4 separate regions of the Homo sapiens genome follow, and all the other regions are linked to region 1. The links are chromatin contacts, found by Hi-C or POLR2A ChIA-PET in ENCODE. All regions are on one chromosome and are shown on one strand. The core of a region is the stretch at or near the end of the contact, and the rest is flanking DNA. Distances in the headings are between cores, read along the strand shown.

Region 1 (3,459 bases), core at 960-3,459:
GGTTTCCCATTACACCCCAGCTCTAAGGAAAATGGCAGAGTAATGGCATGTAAAAAAATCCTCATTTGTGTGCAGGACTCAGGACTGTTTGCCAGCTCAGGGGCAGTTGATTAAATAGCCAAGCTCTATTTATGAGGCAGCCTATAATTTGGTTTCTAGGACCTAATGCACCGGGGAGAGTTGTTGCCCCTGAGGACTGTGAGTGAAAAGAGGGCACTGGCCCATACCAGTCAGTCGGATCTTCTTGGTAGGCTGGTTTGGTTCTTGGCTTGAGGCCGGGGGAGGGGAGAAGAATAAAACTGTGGGATTTTTTTTTTTTTTAAATCTCATCACTCTTAGATTAACAGGAAGGTTTTGCCTTTCTGGTGTAGGATGCAGTAAGTTTTCTTGGGGAGAGAAATGAGTTCAGGCTTTGGAATTATTCATAGTGACCAGGGACATTGCCAGCACTCCCGGGTCCTGCATAATCTAAGATAATGCTCCTGTGGCCATGAAGTCTCCCTTTACAAAATCTGAGGGGGAAAAGAGATCCTGGTGTCTAGGAACACTGGCCTGGGCCTTTCCCAAGGCAGCCTTGGGTCTGGTGAGGAGCTGGAATCCCCTCTGGCTTTTGTAGCCTGTCATATCAGAACATTCCAAGTCAGCCTGAGGAAGAAAAGGCTGCTGCTGGGATTTGGTGGGGCCTGTAGATCAGGAGAACACTGGAGCTTTCTGTGTATGTCGATCTTTTCAGATAAACCTGGCCTTCTACCCAACTCCAGCTCAATCGGGGTCTCTTAGAATGTAATGGTAAACTTTAAACAATCTTTACGCTACAGGATAGAAAACAAATCTGACAAGCATCCATTTTCTAAGTGACTTGTTGGACTGTGCCTTTTCTTCAAGGAGAAAATGGTTTCCATTTTCTGCATCTCTCTTCTGTAATGGTTTGAACACTCAGGTTCCTGCAGTCCCTGGAGCCTCTTCTGTGGGTTTTCAGTATTAGAAGGTACTGTCTTTGGAGACTGGGGCTACTTGTCATGGTAGGCTAAGTTTTCTTAAGAGGGAGTGAGAAACGGTGTTTAGGTTTTCCTGCTGGGTAACTGTTCTATGCTCCTAAAGCAACTTCAGTGGCCTCCATTTTAAGTTAGTGGTGAGATGATCAGTTTTGACTTCAAATCCATTTTGATATTCTGATCCCATTGTTGAATGTGCTCACAACTTGATTTTTTTTTTTTTAAAGGCAAGTAGACCGAAGGCAGCTTTGGTGACTCCACTTCTTTTTAAAGTCACCCTCCTCTGCCCTCTGACTTTAAGTGACAGGCAGTTCCCTCCCCTCTCTTTCAATTCTGTAAAATGGGGATAATCCGGACCTCATGCCCCCAGAGCCTTGTAAGGACCGGCTAATGAGGGCAGGCGAGTGGGAAACGAATCGTCTGAACAATGATCAGTCATTCTTTCGGGCTTGCAAAGAGGGTAAAAAAGGTTGGGTCTTTAGCGGGGTCCGTAGAAGGCTTTGAAGACGAAAAGTGCTGTAGAGGTGCTAAGCAGCAGCCAACGGACCGGGCCCGCTGCCAGGGGGTCAGGGCTGGGCCGAGGCGGCCGCGGTCTCAGGCTCTGGCCAATTTTGCAGCCGCGGGTAAAGTTCACGCTGCCCGCTCCCCTCGGTACGGCCGGGAGGGGACAGACCTGGATAGGGACGCCGGGAGGGAGGCGGCGCAGGCTCCAGAGATGCGCGGGCTCCGGGCCGGGTTTTCTCCGAAGCCTTCGGCGGCGGCGCTGCCTAGCGAAAGCGGCTGAGGGCCTGCCGCCGCCGCGGCTTGTTCTCTCCCCTCCTCCTTTGTGAAGGGAAGGGAGCGAGTCCGTTCCACGGCCTGCGCCCGCTCCGCTCTCCACTCCGGGTTTGCCAGGCGGCCGCGACGGCGCTGGGTAAAATGGCAGTGCTGAGCCTCGTGTCGGAGTGAGGGGGACTCGGAGGAGAGTGGGGCGCTCTAGCCGCTCAGTCCGGCCGACCGCTTGCTCGCCCGCCCGCTGCCGCGCAGCAGCCTCGACCCAAGCCGCAGCTGGCGAGGGGAGGCAGGGCGCCGGGCTCGGCCCGCGCTCTGACTCTGGCTCCCGGCGCCCCGGCTGCTGCCGCGCGCCCTCCAGCCCGCCCGTCCCGGGTCCCCCTCCCCCCGCTCCCTCCCTCCCTCCCCGCCCCCTCCCCCTCGCCTCCCTCCCTCCCTCCCTCCTCCTTTCTCCGGCAGCAGAAAGCGGAGAGTCACAGCGGGGCCAGGCCCTGGGGAGCGGAGCCTCCACCGCCCCCCTCATTCCCAGGCAAGGGCTTGGGGGGAATGAGCCGGGAGAGCCGGGTCCCGAGCCTACAGAGCCGGGAGCAGCTGAGCCGCCGGCGCCTCGGCCGCCGCCGCCGCCTCCTCCTCCTCCGCCGCCGCCAGCCCGGAGCCTGAGCCGGCGGGGCGGGGGGGAGAGGAGCGAGCGCAGCGCAGCAGCGGAGCCCCGCGAGGCCCGCCCGGGCGGGTGGGGAGGGCAGCCCGGGGGACTGGGCCCCGGGGCGGGGTGGGAGGGGGGGAGAAGACGAAGACAGGGCCGGGTCTCTCCGCGGACGAGACAGCGGGGATCATGGCCGCGCAGGTCGCCCCCGCCGCCGCCAGCAGCCTGGGCAACCCGCCGCCGCCGCCGCCCTCGGAGCTGAAGAAAGCCGAGCAGCAGCAGCGGGAGGAGGCGGGGGGCGAGGCGGCGGCGGCGGCAGCGGCCGAGCGCGGGGAAATGAAGGCAGCCGCCGGGCAGGAAAGCGAGGGCCCCGCCGTGGGGCCGCCGCAGCCGCTGGGAAAGGAGCTGCAGGACGGGGCCGAGAGCAATGGGGGTGGCGGCGGCGGCGGAGCCGGCAGCGGCGGCGGGCCCGGCGCGGAGCCGGACCTGAAGAACTCGAACGGGAACGCGGGCCCTAGGCCCGCCCTGAACAATAACCTCACGGAGCCGCCCGGCGGCGGCGGTGGCGGCAGCAGCGATGGGGTGGGGGCGCCTCCTCACTCAGCCGCGGCCGCCTTGCCGCCCCCAGCCTACGGCTTCGGGCAACCCTACGGCCGGAGCCCGTCTGCCGTCGCCGCCGCCGCGGCCGCCGTCTTCCACCAACAACATGGCGGACAACAAAGCCCTGGCCTGGCAGCGCTGCAGAGCGGCGGCGGCGGGGGCCTGGAGCCCTACGCGGGGCCCCAGCAGAACTCTCACGACCACGGCTTCCCCAACCACCAGTACAACTCCTACTACCCCAACCGCAGCGCCTACCCCCCGCCCGCCCCGGCCTACGCGCTGAGCTCCCCGAGAGGTGGCACTCCGGGCTCCGGCGCGGCGGCGGCTGCCGGCTCCAAGCCGCCTCCCTCCTCCAGCGCCTCCGCCTCCTCGTCGTCTTCGTCCTTCGCTCAGCAGCGCTTCGGGGCCATGGGGGGAGGCGGCCCCTCCGCGGCCGGCGGGGGAACTCCC
Region 2 (3,459 bases), core at 481-2,980, 1.9 Mb after region 1:
ACTCATGCCTGTAATCCCAGCACTTTGGGAGGCCAAGGTGGGAGGATCACTTGAGCTTAGGAGTTTGAGACCAGCCTGGGCAATATAGTGAGACCCTGTTTCTACAAAAAATTTAAAAATTAGCAGGGCGTGGTGGCACACGCCCGTAGTTCCAGCTACTCAGGAGGTATAGGTGGGAAGACTGCTTGAGCCTAGGAGGTTGGAGGTGCACGGGGCCAAGACTGAGCCGCTGCACTTCAGACTGGGCGACAGAGAGAGAACCTGTCTCAAAAAAAAAAAAAAAAAAAAAATTCCCTCCTGAGTTTGAAGATAAAGCAAAGATTCTAGAAGCATTTAAGGAACATTAACCAAGCATCTCATTTGCTACGCACAGAAGGGTACTGTATTAAAATTATGATCTAACTAACCATTGCCTCACTGTAATCCTAAGCCTCTTTGAACCTTAGCCTTCTTAAATGTAAAATAGGAGTTTTTAAAAGATGATCTTTTGGGACTCTTCCATCACTGACATTCTTTTATTTGAGATGCAGAGATCTGTGCTCATTCAGGGTTGAGTGGAATGGGATTTAAAGCACTTATCAAGTACATAACTGAGTTCCAACTGTTTTCAACTTCACATCTGATTCCCAAGAATGAAGCAGAAAATGAAGATGTTTGCATATGGGCTTCCTAGATTGAGTATCTGACACAAGAAAAGCTTGCCAAGAGCCAAGTAGGCAGTGCGAAGGAGAAGTTGTCTTCCCCTGAATACGTCCTTTATCTCTCTGGGTTCAGGGAATACTGTGAAAAAATGGATCACTAAATCTTTTCCAAACCCTTTCCCTTTACTTTGTAGGCTGATCTCATATCCATGGTCCCTTAGATCCAAGGCTTTTAGGAGCTTGGGTACTCACAGCCCTGTTCCGAGACTCAGGAACTCGGAGTCTCAAAGCCCGGATCCCGTCCCCAAAGAAGCCCCAGTCTTCACTGCCCGCTTCTGTTCCCTTCCAAACTCAAGTTTTCTCTGTCTGCTTCTGCCCCTCAGGAACCTAAGTCTTCGCTGCCCCGTTTCTGAATCCTTAGGAGCCCGGGTCTTCACTGTCCCGCTTCTGCCTCTTAGGAGCCCAAGTCCTCACCGCTCCACTTTTACCTCTCCGGAGCCTGTGTCTTCACGCCCCGTTCCTTTCTGACCCTTTCCTCGTAGGAGTGCGGGTCCTCATAATCCTGCTCCTCTCAGACCACTTTCCCTCAGATGCCGGAGAACTCGCATCCGTCCCCGTTCCCTAAGTCCCGTCTTAGAGCCCGGGTCCCCACAGCCGCGTCTTCTCCGAGCCTGATCCTCTCAGTCAGTCCCTTCCCAAGAGCCTGAATCCTCACAGCCCCGTCTCGTCCACAACCTGGTCCTTCGAACACTGACCCACTGTAGGTCTGGGTCCTGACTCCCTCCTCCCGCTCTTGTTCCTCAACTGCCAGGGCCCAAGACTCACAGGCAGCAGCGTCTATCTCCCCATGATATGCAGAGACTGCCCCAGTGAAGCGTTCGTCTCAGCAGCCGGTCCGACTGCGCGGCCCTCCCCGACTACTTCCGGCACCGCTCCCCGCCTCCAACCCGGAAACGCGCGGCTCTTCCGGCCGGCGGGCGCGCGCCTCGCTTGCGCAGGCGCAGACTGCCCTCCGACACGTGGTGGCGATATTGAGCTGTGTGTAGGTACACCCTGCAGCTTGCGCTTTTAACTGCTTGTGGTTGAGTGGCAGCATGAGCGAGCTCTGCGTATTCCAACCCGGCGTTAAGAATCCTTCACTAGCTTTTCTTCCCGACGCTGCTTATTTATCTATCGGTAGCATGACGGGTAATTGACGCCCTCGGATGGCTTTGAGGTCGCCATTTTTGGTTGGTGCCTTTGTCTTGGTGTCAGGACTGGGATATCATCTGGGACACATTACCCCACAGGTATCCTGTTGGACCTCAACGAGGAAGTTGGCAACAGAGGAACCAGGAGATGAGAGAGATCGGTTGGTTGTGCCTGTGAACTGGCAATTCAGTAGTAACAATTGAGTGCTTACTGTTTGCCGGGAATTGTGCTAATCCGCTTACCTCCGTTACGCCATTTAATCATTTAGAGGAGACCTGTGAGAGATTAAGCAAAGTTCTAGCTAATAAGTGCAGAGCCTCAGCTTGAACTCAGAACTCACTACTAAGCCAAAGCCTGTCCTGTAGCATTCTCTAATGCTTTCAGTTTTTCGGCTGTCAGATGCTTGGTGAGAACTGCTGTTATGTGGCTCACGCCTGTAATCCCAGCACTTTGGGAGGCCGAGGAGGGTGGATCACGAGGTCAAGAGTTCAAGACCAGTCTGGCCAAGATGGTGAAACCCCGTCTCTACTAAAAATACAAAAAATTAGCCGGGCGTGGTGGCATGCGCCTGTAATCGCAGCTACTCCGGAGGCTGACGCAGAGAACTGCTTAAACCTGGAGGGGCGGAGGTTGCAGTGAGCCGAGATCGCGCCACTGCACTCCAGCCTGGGCGACAGAGCGAGACTCTGTCTCAAAAAAAAAAAAAAGAGAACAGCTGTTATTTTTTACTGTATGCTGGAATGTTAGGCATGCAAGTAAGACCCAATTCCAGCATCTGTAAGGTTCACAGTAAGATGGAGAAGAACCCACAAACACACCAAAAATTGTATAAAGAGCTGTGACAGGCCAGAGTGAGCCACATAGAAATTAGGAAGAGGTGCCCAGATTGGTGCGGCATCCTGCCCTGTCTTTATATCTTCCTAATCCTCATCCTACCACGTTCCCAGTCCACCCTCTACACTGCCACCCAATCCAAATTCTCAGATTCAAGTCCTCATGAACATTGGGCTCTAAGCTGTATTCCTAGCCTTATTTCCTTGCCACTGCTCTCCATTCTTTTTAGGGTCCGGCATACCACTTTTTGTTGTTGAATGCCTATACATCTTTTTTAAGACCCAGGTTGAATGTATATACGTTCATTTGACAAGTGTTTGAGTCTCATTGTGTGACAAGCCTTTTGCTATGTGCTGAGTACATAACTGGTGGCTAAGACGGATGATCTCTGTCCTTAGAAAGTTTGCAACCTAGAGTGGGAAACAGACCATTAGCAACTGCACAAAAGGGTGATAGAAGAGAATACTGGAATAAGCCAGACTTATCTAGCTGGCTGATGGCCTGAGCCATGGTCTTCAGTAAGGAAAACACTTACTCAAGGACCAAGATGGCCAAGGTGGCTGGAGCTTTGGTAACCGGGAAAGACAATGAGTTTGGAGAGGTAGGCAGGGGTTTGTTATAGTCTGGACCTTTTAGCCTAGACTATGATGGGGACTTGAGATTATATTCAGTATGCAATGGGAAGGTGTTGGAAGAACGGTGAAATTATGGCGATTGTTAAATGATACAGGGTCTCACTCTGTCACCAGGGCTAGAGTGCAGTGGCACAATCATAGTTCACTACAGCCTCAAA
Region 3 (3,459 bases), core at 407-2,906, 1.9 Mb after region 1:
GGTCTGAATGCCTAAAACCCGTCCTTCTGAAAACCGTGTCTACCAGGGCGACCTCCAGAGGTCTCGCGCGTAGTCACCAGTCCCAAAATCACCTAGCTGGTAAATGTCACAGATTCAACTGGAGGCCATCCTGACACCAGCATGCGGCCTCCCCCTGAATTAAGACACTTCAGGCCCAGGGATTCATCCCCGCATCCCCCAGGAGACCGGTTCCCAAACCCCCACCCCTTCCGTAAACCCGGCCGCCTGCCTGCAACACTCACCTGTCAGCCCAGAGCGCAGCGTTGCGCAGTCCGAAGCGAGAGAAGGGCGCGGCCCCCGCGGGCTCCCGCCCCTCTCACTGCCGAGGGGGCCTTTCGGAGCTCGGGCCCACCGGGTTGGAAGGCCCGGCTCCTCCGTGCCACATTCACCACCATCTCGAGGCCGTGGGAGGAAAAACCCGGCGAGTGCGCGCCAGCAGCAGCGACTAGCGGGGAACGGCGCGCAGGAAGGCAGGCAGAGGCTTGCAGCTAGTAAGTCGACACCGGGAATGCGGCGGGGAGAAAGGGCGCTGAAGCCGCGAGCAAGAGCTTATATAGGCCGCCCCTCGCGGCCACACCCGACAGTAGGCCGCCCGCGTGGCGCACAGCTGCCTGGGAGTTGTAGTTTGCTCGCCCCGGCGTTGTCCGCGCGTCACCTCCCCAGCCCTACGCGCGTGTCCATCCCGAGCCCGCGAAGCGAGAACCGCCAGAGGCTTTCCTCCGAGCGGAAGAAGCGCCTTCACCTTTCAGTGCCCGGCGCTGGGCCCACGCAGGAAGCCGACCCGCCTTGGCCTCTGGAGTTGTCTCTGGGATGTCTTTCAGTCTGGAAATGAACCCTGTGTGCTGGGAAAGGGCTCGGGCTCCGCTCCGAGCTCAGTGGGCGTGCGAGCGAGCAGCGCCTGAGTGGGTTTCGGGGAGGGGGTCATACTCCCCGAAAGGCGATTTATTCAAGGCTTGTCTCTTCCACTAATATGTAATTTTACTGAGCGCGTGCTATTTTAACTGTGTCTGATTATCTGATCTAGTTTTCATAAAAACCCTGTGTACGCTCTGTGGACAAATAAGGAAACTTAGGAATGGATCACACAGCTATCGCAAGCGAGGAGAGGACTGGAATTTGGAGCCCACCCCAGGCACCACACATAGCGCAATGTTTTGCCCATGGAATGAATAAGCCTCAGTATGAAAACTTAGTGGTGATTGCCGAGAATTAAACACCCATCCTGTGCCTAATCTATTAATTTTTATTCTTACATACACTTTTTTGTTTGAGACAGGGTCTTGTTCTGTTGCCCAGGCTGGAGTGCAGTGGCGTGATCAAGGCTCATTGCAGCCTCGACCAACTGGGCTCAAGCAATTCTTCCACCTCAGCCTCCCAGGTAGATGGGACTACAGGTGCGGGCCAACTTTCCTTGCTTACACTTTAAAAAGTAGGTACTACTGCCGGGTGCGGTTACTCACGCCTGTAATCCCAGCACTTTGGGAGGCCAAGGCGGGTGGATCACGAGGTCAGGAGATCGAGACCATCCTGGCTAACACGGCGAAACCCGGTCTCTACTAAAAAAAAATACAAAAAAAAATTAGCCGGGCGTGGTCGCGGGCGCCTGTAGTCCCAGCTACCCGGGAGGCTGAGGCAGGAGAATGGCGTGAACCCGGGAGGCGGAGCTTGCAGAGAGCCGAGATCGCGTCACTGCACTCTAGCCTGGGCAACAGAACGAGACTCTGTCTCAAAAAAATAAAATAAAATAAAAAGTAAGTACTACTTTAGCAGGTCGTGGGGGCGCATGCCTGTGGTCCTGGACTCCTCTCTTTCTCTAACATCACATGTCCAAGCCATCAGCAACTCCTGTGTGCTCTACCTTTAAAATGTATCAATAATCTGACTGTTTCTTACCCCTTCCACTGATGTTACCCTAATCGTTGACCCAGATGATAGCAATAGTCTCTTATCTCCCAGATCCTGCTGTTGCTCCCGACAGTCTGGTCTCCACACGCCAGCCAGCCTGCTAAAAGTTTTTTAATTTTTATGAAGTCTAAGAGTCAATTTTTTTTTTTGTAGTTTATGCTTTTTTTTTTTTTTCTTGAGACGGAGCTGCTCTGTCGCCCAGGCTGGAGTGCAGTGGCGCCATCTCAGCTCACTGCAAGCTCCCGCTCCCGGGTTCACGCCATTCTCCTGCCTCAGCCTCCCAAGTAGCTGGGATTACAGGCGCCCGCCACCACGCCCGGCTAATTTTTTGTATTTTTAGTAGAGACAGGGTTTCCCCATGTTGGGCAGGATGGTCTCGATTTCCTGACCTCGTGATCCACCCGCCTCGGCCTCCCAAAGTGCTGGGATTACAGGCACGAGCCACCGCGCCCGGCCGTTTGTTTACGCTTTAAAAGCTTAATAATTATGCTGGGCGCGGTGGCTCCCACCTGTAATTCCAGCACTTTGGGAGTCCGAGGGGGCAGATAACCTGAGGTCAGGATTTCAAGTCCAGCCTAGCCAACATGGTGAAAACCCGTTTCTACTAAAAATACAAAAATTAGCTGGGCGTGGTGGCAGGCGCCTGTAATCCCAGCTACTTGGGAGGCTGAGGCAGGAGAATCGTTTGAACCTGGGAAGCGGAGGTTGAAGTGAGCTAAGATGGAGCCATTACACTCCAGCCTGGGCGACAAGAGCGAGACTCCGTCTCAAAAAAAAAAGAAAAAAAGTAAAATTATTAAACTTTTTTTTTTTTTTTTGGAGATGAAGTCTCGCTTTTTCGCCCAGGCTTGTGCAGTTTATTCTGTGTCAATTATGCCTCAATAAAGCTGTCAAAAAACCATTAAGAAAAAATGTATATCTCCCAGGCGCAGTAGCTCCCACCAATTCGGGAGGCCAAGGCAGGTGGATTACCTGACATCAGGAACTAGAGACCAGCCTGGCCAACATGACAAAACCCCATCTCTACTAAAAATACAAAAAAAAAAAATTACCCAGGCATGGTGACACTCATCTACAGTCCCAGCTACTTGGGAGGCTAAGGCATAAGAATCGCTCGAACCTGGGAGGCAGAGGTTGCAGTGAGCCAAGATCATGCCACTGCACTCCAGCCTGGGTGATACAGCGAGACTCCCTCTCAAAAAATATATCTATATATATCTATCTATATCTATGTGTGTGTATATATAGATAGATAGATATACATATTATATTAAGGCAGATGCAGTGGATCACCTGTAGTCCAGCTACTTGGGAAGCTGAAACAGGAGGATCACTTCTGTCCAGGAGCTGGAGGTCAGCCTGGGCAACAAAGTGAGACCCTGCCTTTAAAAATAAATAAGGCCAGGCACAGTAACTCATGCCTGTAATCCCAGCACTTTGGGAGGCCAAGGCGGGTGGGTCACGAGATCAGGAGTTCAAGACCAGCCTGGCCAAGATGGTGAAACCCCGTCTCTACTAAAAATATAAAAAATT
Region 4 (3,459 bases), core at 280-2,779, 1.5 Mb after region 1:
GAAGGGAGGTTAAGGTCAAGCTTTCCCTAGACTCCTACTTATCCTTTTTTTTTTTTTTTTTTTTTTTTTTTGAGACAGAGTTTCGCTCTTGTTACCCAGGCCGCAGTGCAATGGCGTGATCTCAGCTCACCGCAACCTCAGCCTCCCGGGTTCAAGCATTCTCCTGCCTCAGCCTCCCAAGTAGCTGGGATTACAGGCATGTGCCACCACGCCTAGCTAATTTATTTTTTATTTTTATTTATTTATTTTTGAGACAGTTTCTCTCTTGTTGACCAGGCTGGAGTGCAATGGCGTGATCTCAGCTCACTGCACCCCCTGCCTCTCAGGTTCAAGCGATTCTCCTGCCTCAGCCTCCCGAGTAGCTGGGATTACAGATATGCGCCACCATGCCCAGCTAATTTTTCATATTTTTTTTTTAGTAGAGATGGGGTTTCTCCATGTTGGTCAAGCTGGTCTCGAATTCCCAACCTCAGGTGATCTGCCCGCCTCGGCCTCCCAAAGTGCTGGGATTACAGGTGTGAGCCACCGCGCCTGGCCTGCTCTTTTCTACTGCATTGCACCACATTGCCAAAAGTGCAGTTATTAAGCCCATTCAACAATATGTTGCTAACGAAAAAAACAAACTAAAATATTTTTAAAAGGTTTATTCTGAGCCAAGATGAGTGACCATAGCTTGGGGAAACACAGCCTCAAGAGGTCCTAGGAAACTGTGCCTGAGGTGGTCAAGTTATAATTTGGGTTTTCTTTTTTTTTTTTTTGTTTTGAGACGGAGTCTCGCTTTGTCACCAGGCTGGAGTGCAGTTGCGCAATCTCGGCTCACTGCAACCTCCGCCTCCCGGGTTCAAGCCAATTCTCCTGTCTCAGCCTCCTGAGTAGCTGCGATTACAGTCGCGTGCCACCGCACCCGGCTGATTTTTGTATTTTTAGTAGAGACGGGGTTTCCCCATGTTGGCCAGGCTGGTCTCGAACTCCGGACCTCAGGTGATCCACCCACTTCGGCCTCCCAAAGTGTTGGGATTACAGGCGTGAGCCACCGCGCCCAGCCAGAACACTGACACTTCTCATAACAAATGAACGCGATTTATGTATATCTAAGCCAGGGCACATTGGACGTCGGTATCCTGGACATCAGCATCCTGGACACAGCTCCCAAACCCCGAATTCCCCCATTTTATTGATGCTAGCAGGCCAGGGAAGGGAAAACTTCCTTTGGGCTTTGAATAATAACGACTTTAGAATTGAAATCGTGGGCTGGAGGTGGACGCCACGCCTCATTCTGATGGGTCCAAGAGCCGAAATTTCGGCTTCTGGCACTCTCCTCACTCAGCTCTCTAAACTCCTCCATCATTCCTCTTTCCAGTCCTTTGGCCCTAAGCCCTTGCTAGCGGTTGGCTAAGAAGAAACCCGTCTCTTGCTCGGGATTCGCTGTGAGCTCCGGGAAGCCCGCCTCCGCTCTCCCGTGATTCGCTACTCCTGTGTTCATCCGCCCCTCCGTCGACCAGATTGGGTGCTTGGCCGTCCCTGCCATTAGCGCGTAACGAGAGACTGCTTGCTGCGGCAGAGACGCCAGAGGTGCAGCTCCAGCAGCAATGGCAGTGACGGCGTTGGCGGCGCGGACGTGGCTTGGCGTGTGGGGCGTGAGGACCATGCAAGCCCGAGGCTTCGGCTCGGATCAGGTACGCTGCGGCAGTGTCCGCTGCTCCAGCCCCGCGGGCGGATCCCATCTTTGCTTCCGTACCTTTACCAGTGTCCCTGTCTCTCTGCAGTCCGAGAATGTCGACCGGGGCGCGGGCTCCATCCGGGAAGCCGGTGGGGCCTTCGGAAAGAGAGAGCAGGCTGAAGAGGAACGATATTTCCGGTGAGGCTCACCGGGTCCCAAGTCCAGCCCTGGATCTCCCAATGGCCTTCCAATCCTTAAACTGCCAATCGCCCCACCCGTTCCTACCTGGTGCCTTGGGCGCCCCATCCCCCAACAGAACTCCCGGGCCCCAATCCAGTATACCCTAACCCTTGATGTCCCGACCGTTGCCACGTATAGGGCACTCCCAGTTACCTGCACAACAGTTTCAGGCCCCCAAACCGTTTCCACCGGCGGGTCTCCAAAACAACCCACGGCTCAACTCCTCCTTTATCATTACCATCTCCCGCGTGGAGTTCTCCTCAGGTCGTGCGAAACACCCCCAGATTCTTCGCACAGTGTCTAGATCCGACCGCCCAACGTTTGCCTCCCAGCCTGACTCCCTCGGCCCTTACCCACCTGTCACCCCCTCTACGCTCTCCTTCCTCGCCAGCACGCCTTAGCTTTGCAAGCCTGCATGCATTCAGGCTTCTCAGGTGTTTCTAGACCCCCGACTCCGCAAGAGTGAGGATGATGGGAGCTGGTCATGGGAGCTACTTATGGTTGGACACCATCTTCTAAAGGCTTTTGCCCTACTCAGCCCAACCTAGACCTGTAGATTTCCCTCTCCTGCTTAGGAGTATGGAGTGGGCTGGGCCTCCCTTTGCCAGCCTTGAGTTATCTTTAACTGACTTCTGTCCACTCTGGAGAGCAGTGAGGAATTAATCTTGCTTTTGCTTGTCCTTTGGCCTTTCACTTCTGCCTTCTGTTGAGAATTATCACCATGACACCTGCCATACCGTATAGAGAGCCAAGGTACAGCCGTTAGAGACTATCTAATTGAGCCCCTACATTTTGTAGTTAAGGAAAACTGAGGCCTAAATGTGACCAAACCAACATTGTAATCCAGTCCCTTCTTGGAACCTAAATTGAACTGCCAAGTACTGCGCATGCAAGAGACCCTTTATTGGCCTTACAGTGGGCCATTCATTTCTATAGGCAAAGAAAGCTCTAGACAGATTGGAATAGGAAATGGATATTTGCCTTTTAGCTACACCCCTTTGTCTGTCTTCCTCATTTTGTTCCTTTTTTTTTCCCTAAAGGGGAGTCAAGTTCCCTGGGTTGTTCCCCTCATAAGGTATTAGGGACTTGTGTCACATCTCTCTGGAGTTTTCTATTTTAAAGAGGAATCTGAAAGCAATAAGCTCTTTGGTCTTCTTAAGATGGCTACACCTCAATTTAAGATGGGGTATTCTTTCACTAGTTGAGGAGTAGAAGAGGATGACCAGCTAGACTCCCATGGAATTGGAACTCCTATTCCTTGCTTAGACATTACAGGTTATGCTTTGAGATCTCTTTGGGGTGAAGGATTGAAATTAAACCCTGAGCCACCGTGTCCTTGTAGAGCACAGAGTAGAGAACAACTGGCAGCTTTGAAAAAACACCATGAAGAAGAAATCGTTCATCATAAGAAGGAGATTGAGCGTCTGCAGAAAGAAATTGAGCGCCATAAGCAGAAGATCAAAATGCTAAAACATGATGATTAAGTGCACACCGTGTGCCATAGAATGGCACATGTCATTGCCCACTTCTGTGTAGACATGGTTCTGGTTTAACTAATA

Evidence for each region. Hi-C counts contacts between places; a loop is a spot of excess contacts on that map. ChIA-PET counts read pairs that join two places held with the same protein, here RNA polymerase II (POLR2A). Pooled maps may share reads with other maps.
Region 2: a pooled map shows a loop between it and region 1 (8-fold over the local background). The contact joins the promoter of TAF12-DT here to the promoter of ARID1A in region 1. A Hi-C loop is called at or near these places in 4 of 50 pooled maps. POLR2A ChIA-PET finds 5 or more read pairs at or near these places in 4 of 52 experiments (A673, BJ, CD8-positive, alpha-beta T cell and 1 more).
Region 3: a loop to region 1 is called in a pooled map, with 6 times the contacts of the local background. The contact joins the promoter of SNHG12 here to the promoter of ARID1A in region 1. A Hi-C loop is called at or near these places in 4 of 50 pooled maps. POLR2A ChIA-PET finds 5 or more read pairs at or near these places in 2 of 52 experiments (HEK293 and K562).
Region 4: a loop to region 1 is called in a pooled map, with 5 times the contacts of the local background. The contact joins the promoter of ATP5IF1 here to the promoter of ARID1A in region 1. A Hi-C loop is called at or near these places in 9 of 50 pooled maps. POLR2A ChIA-PET finds 5 or more read pairs at or near these places in 3 of 52 experiments (T-cell and activated naive CD4-positive, alpha-beta T cell).

What each region holds. Positions count from the first base shown.
Region 1 is chr1:26,693,806-26,697,264 of GRCh38, forward strand. ARID1A (AT-rich interaction domain 1A) reads left to right here and starts at 2,210. Exons shown (of 20, transcript NM_006015.6): 1 at 2,210-3,459. The coding sequence starts at 2,599. It overlaps LOC124900417 (translation initiation factor IF-2-like), which reads right to left and starts at 2,600. Exons shown (of 2, transcript XM_047439473.1): 1 at 2,412-2,600; 2 at 1-2,160. The coding sequence starts at 2,600. The coding sequence ends at 1,474. LOC101928728 (a long non-coding RNA gene) reads right to left here and starts at 326. Exons shown (of 1, transcript NR_135804.1): 1 at 1-326. RefSeq lists enhancers at 1,043-1,979, 1,980-2,915 and silencers at 1,894-2,223, 2,314-2,473, 2,844-3,173, 3,224-3,459.
Region 2 is chr1:28,641,526-28,644,984 of GRCh38, forward strand. TAF12-DT (TAF12 divergent transcript) reads left to right here and starts at 1,731. Exons shown (of 2, transcript NR_146730.1): 1 at 1,731-2,238. TAF12 (TATA-box binding protein associated factor 12) reads right to left here and starts at 1,542. Exons shown (of 6, transcript NM_005644.4): 1 at 1,467-1,542. RefSeq lists a silencer at 3,092-3,386.
Region 3 is chr1:28,581,327-28,584,785 of GRCh38, forward strand. It overlaps SNHG12 (small nucleolar RNA host gene 12), which reads right to left and starts at 1,657. Exons shown (of 6, transcript NR_146382.1): 1 at 764-1,657. RefSeq lists enhancers at 1-38, 39-824.
Region 4 is chr1:28,234,595-28,238,053 of GRCh38, forward strand. ATP5IF1 (ATP synthase inhibitory factor subunit 1) reads left to right here and starts at 1,530. Exons shown (of 3, transcript NM_016311.5): 1 at 1,530-1,676; 2 at 1,767-1,858; 3 at 3,243-3,459. The coding sequence starts at 1,590. The coding sequence ends at 3,384. RefSeq lists enhancers at 429-935, 1,729-1,788 and a silencer at 768-992.